Linked DNA regions of Homo sapiens: region 1 is linked to region 2. Evidence: chromatin loops called from intact Hi-C (ENCODE). Cell type or tissue: GM12878. All regions are shown on one strand. Links, peaks and the distances in the headings refer to the core of each region. The heading gives the core; the rest is flanking DNA.

Region 1 (2,923 bases), core at 186-2,685, 970 kb before region 2:
CCATCCAATGTCTGCTTTTCATTTTAACTGCCTAAGTAGGATTCATTACTTCTTTTTTACCTGTATCCTTTCAGTGGTTTCCTGACTGGTGTCTCTACTTCCAGTCACTGCTCAGTTATATGTATCTAATGCTTTGCTCCCATATTAATCTTCCTGATGGGGAACTTTAATAGTGTTGTTCCTTCTGCCTCAAAAATGTCAAAAGCTTCTTTTACCTTTGTTCTTACTTCACCCTCCATGTACTCTTAGCTCTAGCCCAACTAAACTCTTTTCTGTGTCCTGTAAATTCTCCAGGGCTGTGGCTACTCTGTGCCTTTCCCTCAGTGTTATGTTTGCTTAGGATTTTCTATGCTCTTTTCTCTGCTTGTCCAATTTTTGCCATTCTTCAGGGTCTTGCTCAAGGGTCCTTTCCCTTGAAAGTCTACCATATCTACTCATTGGAAAATAACGAATCTTTCTTCTAAAAAGCCTGCTGGGTGGTCTGGGCCAGTCTAATATAGCTACTGTAATAAACTCTCATTTTCTGGCTTTTTCCTTTACCTATTAGTATGAACTACATGTTAGTTTTCTCAATTGTAGCGGTACAATTTCAAATGTAAGTCTCGGTTCTGGATTTGATTATGAAGTACAGACTTTTAAGCTTGCTTAGATGTAGGTAATGAAGTCTACATCTATCTCTAACCAAATAGGGGGTCCTGTTGAGTAAACAATGAAAGCTCAAACCCCAGATAGTAATATACATTTATTTGGTTTTATGTTTCCTCTTCTGTGCATGTATCTTTCTCAGTAATCTTGCAGAGACTAGGAGTGATAGCAGCATTGGGCATGGTGCAAATGTGGAGGGGAAGACAGAAGAAAGAATGAGGAAAAGAAGTCAGGTTATTTGGTTCGAGGCAAGCCTCTTTCTTCCTTGTGGCTTTCAGCAATCATAATATCACCCTAAAGTAATTAATATTCTTAACATTCATCTAGAGGTTTTGTTGTTATTTCAAAACCACTTCAAATAATAAGCATGCTGTAATGGTAAAACCTATGGTTGGTATGGATTAAAAGCTCAAAAATAATTGCTAAATAAATAAATAAATAAATAAAATTTCTCACTTATTTTACTGTTGCTAGGGCAAAGACAAACAGGACCTGGAGAATCACAGTGATTACCATAAAATTAATCAGTGAGTTATCCAATAACAGCTACTATTTCCCATGAGGCTTTCTTGTTGAAATAAGTCAGTATAGCTTGACTTTTTTTCTAGAGCACTTTTTTCTTAGTTCCTCATTTGTCCCAACCACTAGGGGGCTCTTTGTCTTCTTCACTTGTCATGGGTGGCTTTCTACGTCAGGGACTTTGCAAGTTTCCAAGTAGTTTTGTGTCATATCCTGATCATTCTTACCATAGGCCAATTCATTCTTCCATGGGACATCAAGATGTATAACTTCATAAATTATATCACAGTGATTGGCTCTGGAGACAGGAATTGACATGTACCCTAGTAGACTTTTTATAAAGGCATATGCAAGATGGTGTGCAACATCAAATATGTCATGGGACAATTTCTCATAAAATTGAATTATGAGACTTGAGAATGGACAGCAGGTGGTAGGAGTTGAGGCTGCAAATCTTGAAGTAGTGTTAGAACCATATATCTTGATAGTCATGCAAAGTGTACATTTATACAAAAGAATAAAAGAGAAAAGAAAGAAAGCAACTATAGAAAAGGAAAGGGAGAACAAGAGTTAAATATACAAGGAAGAGAGACCTTATTATATATGGAAGAGAAAAATAGAGAGCAATCATTTACAACAGTTTTGTCAGTTTCTGAATAGTTTACTTACTCTAAGTTCTAGATCATGAAGGTGTGTTTAAAATTTGGTTCATTTTTCTCAAGATAACTTGAAAGAGGTCTTTGTTCCCTTGATTGTTTAATTGCAAGCTAGAAAAGCTAACCCACAAAGTCCAAGGAATTCTGAGGCACAAGTCAGGTGTGCCACCATAGAAAGCACCTGCTGTGGGTGCTAACATTCCTAACATTTTGCTTTTCAGAGCAGAGAAATTAACTCCTAAGTTTATATACATGTGTGTGAGTATGTGTGTGCATGTAGCCTCTCTATTCTGAAAAATTCATTGGCCTATTAAAGTTTCATAAAATTTCCTGTCTGAGATACCTAAGGCAATAATAGAACTGGGTCAGTGGGTAGGTGGTTACTTCCACCACTATTAGAAAGGCAGCCTACCACACAGGTGGCAAGATGAGTTTTGAAAGCAACTGAACATTCAGAATTTGTTCAATTTATCACAATTACAAAAAGACCTGGGCCAAATGATCATAGACTCACCCACAGAATTGGGTGGGAAAAATGAATGCTTCTGTCATGGTTTGGAAGATTACGCACTGATACTAAATATTTTTGGAGACATTATACCAACTCTCTCTCTCTGTCTTTTTTTTTTTTTAACAAATAAGAAAACCTAGGTCTTAAGAAGTAAAATGACTCCCCTAAGGCCACATGGCTAATTAGTGCCAAGTCAGAAATACAGAACTGAGAATTCTCTCCATTTTCAGCCTGTACTCTTCCCAAAAATCTTTACCTGGAGGAACCAAGTAAGGCTGATTGTGGTCACATGGATCCAGGCACTAACGACACTGAGCAATTTCTAATCAAGAAAGATGACTTGAGTAATGGTCACGCACATGGGTCTTCCTTTGCACACACTATTAATACTAACTACATTTCTCCATATCCATTCTCTGCATGGTAAATTACTGGTAATCCCGAATCCCAAATACAATACAATACCCTCTCCTCTCTGAAGTCTCCCTGGATTTCTAAGACAGACTCTATTTTTCATCCCTAGTGTTTCCAAGCCCTGCTTTACAACTGTATTACTGTGTTGTGTCACTGTGATTTATACCTGTATCAATTT
Region 2 (2,923 bases), core at 335-2,834:
GCTGTTGAATGCAGGAAGCTAACTAGGTTTCTGGTCATACATTAATTTATGTGGTAAAGGTTAATTTTTTTAAAACACAAACATAAATAGCCTAAATGGTAGCTTCACAAATGAGAGGGAGGTATCACTGACACTGCTTGTCAAAACTTGCATTCTTACCATCAGAATTTGATTCCATTTCTTTATCAAATTCATGCTTTGTTTCCTATGGAATGACAATCTTCAGTTGGAATTAATTTATCAATCCTCTTCCTGAGGTAGGATTTCATAAAAAGATTTGGAAAAGAGCATACAAGCTCCAAGTGACCAAGGAGAAGACCAAGAGACGCCATCCTGAAGGCCAGAGGCATCACAGAGGGCTCCCATGTGTGGTCTTGTACTTCCCCAGCACATGCCTTTCTGTTTCTGATTTTTCTTTACTCCTATGACCCAATCTGCTGTTTTCTTGTTGTCCTATTGGGATTTCTTGATCCCACCCTAATCTTCCTTAGGACAGATGTCCCTTTTATATCAGATCTAGTGGTACTTCACAACGTGTGCTTACAGCAGCTTAGGCTAAACAGGAGAAAGCTGAGGCTACTGAAAGGCCAGATTAGATGAGCCCTGAAAGAGATCAGGATCAGCACAGTGGTGACAAGCTAATGGGGTTGACAAAGCTGGACCTGGAAGATTGCCAGCATCTTACCTCCCAGAAAAAGTTACAGTTTGCTGGGTAGTTCTATATATTGATAATAGTCTCAGGGCCAGAGAAATGAGGGACACAATTAGGCAAGATTGCAGTTCCTCTAGACTTGCACTGGAATGTATTGAATTATGGAATTTTTGTTTGTTTGCCTGCTTGCCTGATTGTTTGCTGATCTTTTTTCTTAAGATTTTTCCTACATTATTCTCAACACTACAGTTGTGGATGATGTTCACAGTTGCTATCAACCTTTGCATCATTTGAAAATGTCCAGATGAGTTGGAGGCAGCAATGAACAACCAGGCAGCCAACTCTCATAAAGATGAATCAAACTATGGTGATCTGATAAGCAGACTTGTGAGATCCATTTTTTCACCCAAAAGGGTAAGAGTTATTATATCTTCCAAAATTGTCAGTGTGATAAAGTAACAAATTGGAAGGCACAATTCATGCTTCCCCCAAATGCACTAACTGGGTAAATAGAGAACCATGGCTCATACTAGCAACCATAAATTTAAAGTTAGTATTTCAGGTCTATATCTAAAGAACGACAGAACATCATCTCTCCTGATTCATCCGGCAAGAATGCATCATCCTTTTTCTCGATCTAATCAGAAACACTTCTGCCATCTTCGTTTTTCTTTATAAGTCAAAAAGGCGCAGAAGAGATTTAGGCCTTCTCTCCTACACCCCTCCTGACTTCTTGTGGGGGAGGAAGTGGGCTGCATAACAGCAAAACCTCAGATTCTATTCTGACCACACCACAGGTACTCTTATTTTCACCGCAGTCAATTTCAAATACTGTACACAAGTGCCATCTAGTGGTTAGCAATAAATTAACATGTCACTTTAAGAAAGAAGAAAAGACTTAAAGCCTTTCATAAATAACCAAACATGTTTTTAACTTTTTTATTAAAACAGGATGATTTTTGTGTACTAGCATTTTTTCTGAGGAAATTATTTCTTCCATCTGTTTCTCTTTGGTCAGGATAGAAGTATCTTGGCTCATCTTCTGTCAGTGTGCTTCAAACCATAAAATGTAGGCTGGGGTTTATGCACAAGGAAACACATTGAGAAAGAAAGCCTTCTTTATGGATAGTCACTACTCTGTGAAATAAAATTGAGTTGGTTCTCTTGCTTCTATCCTCTATTTTAGCAAACATTCTAGGGTTGCATGATGGCTGAAATAAAAGAGAAACGTGAACATTGGGGATGGAGAAAACCACAGACATCACTTTCAGTGGTTCTCGGTTACATTCGGAATGATAGCAGAATCTCCCATCCCAAAATCAAAGTCTCTTCAGTCGAACCCAACCTCACCTTCTTCTTCTGTGCCCTAGTATAATACAAGTATTATCGGCCTGGCGCAGTGGCTCACGCCTGTAATCCCAGCACAGTGGGAGGCCGAGGCAGGCAGATCATGAGGTCAGGAGATCGAGACCATCCTGGCTAACACGGTGAAACCCCGTCTCTACTAAAAATACAAAAAATTAGCAGAGCGTGGTGGCGGGCGCCTGTAGTCCCAGCTACTCGGGAGGCTGAAGCAGGAGAATGGCGTGAACCCGGGAGGTGGAGCTTGCAGTGAGCCGAGATCTCCCCACTACACTCCAGCCTGGGCTACAGAGCGAGACTCCATCTCAAAAAAAAAAAAAAAAAAAGTATTATCTACACATTTGCATATTCACTGACTCCTGAATATCAGCCTCTCTTCATTTTCTTATCATTGCCCCTTCTTCCCAGTCTGTAATATTCTTCCTTTCCCTCCTCACTTATTCAACCTTATTCATCCTTCAAGTTCTATATTACTGTAACAGGATGTCAAAATGGAACTATTTTAGTCTTAGTTTTCATTGAGACTTGTATTAATTAGTTTTTGCTGCATAATAAATCACCCCAAAACATAGTAGCTTTAAACTACACGCTTTTATTATAACTCACAAGCCTGTACGGTAGCTGGGTAGTTTCAGTCTCCAGTCTTGGCTAGGCTTACTGATGCCTTAGCTGGGGATCAGATGGGCAGCTCTGCTGTTCTTGGTCCAGCTCTCCCATATGTATGTCCCATATGTTAAGCTGGTTGTAGACTGGTCTAAGATAGCCACAGCTGGGACAACTGCGCTCTTCTGGCAGTCTCCTGGCCTCCAGCGTACTAGACTGGGATTGTTCACATGGTGGTGCAAGGTATCCAGAGAAAGCAAAACCATACAAGACTTCTTGAGGCCTAAGCTTGGAACTAGCACTCCA

What was found. Peaks named below come from ENCODE experiments on the same cell type or tissue, not always from the same donor. Only the 100,000 strongest peaks of a DNase experiment are listed, where the experiment ranks them.
Region 1: a loop joins it to region 2, with 20 times the contacts of the local background. A loop is called at or near these places in 5 of 110 quality-filtered maps.

Annotation. Positions count from the first base shown.
Region 1 is chr18:40,934,320-40,937,242 of GRCh38, forward strand. No RefSeq gene overlaps it. Among named protein-coding and RNA genes, the nearest start is that of KC6, 580 kb to the right of the region's middle. In GM12878, for the core only: a CTCF peak has its summit at 1,296 (motif pointing right); a DNase peak (open chromatin) is centred at 1,362.
Region 2 is chr18:41,905,365-41,908,287 of GRCh38, forward strand. It overlaps LOC105372085 (a long non-coding RNA gene), which reads right to left and starts at 2,899. Exons shown (of 5, transcript XR_935411.2): 1 at 2,621-2,899. In GM12878, for the core only: a CTCF peak has its summit at 1,504 (motif pointing left); a DNase peak (open chromatin) is centred at 1,437.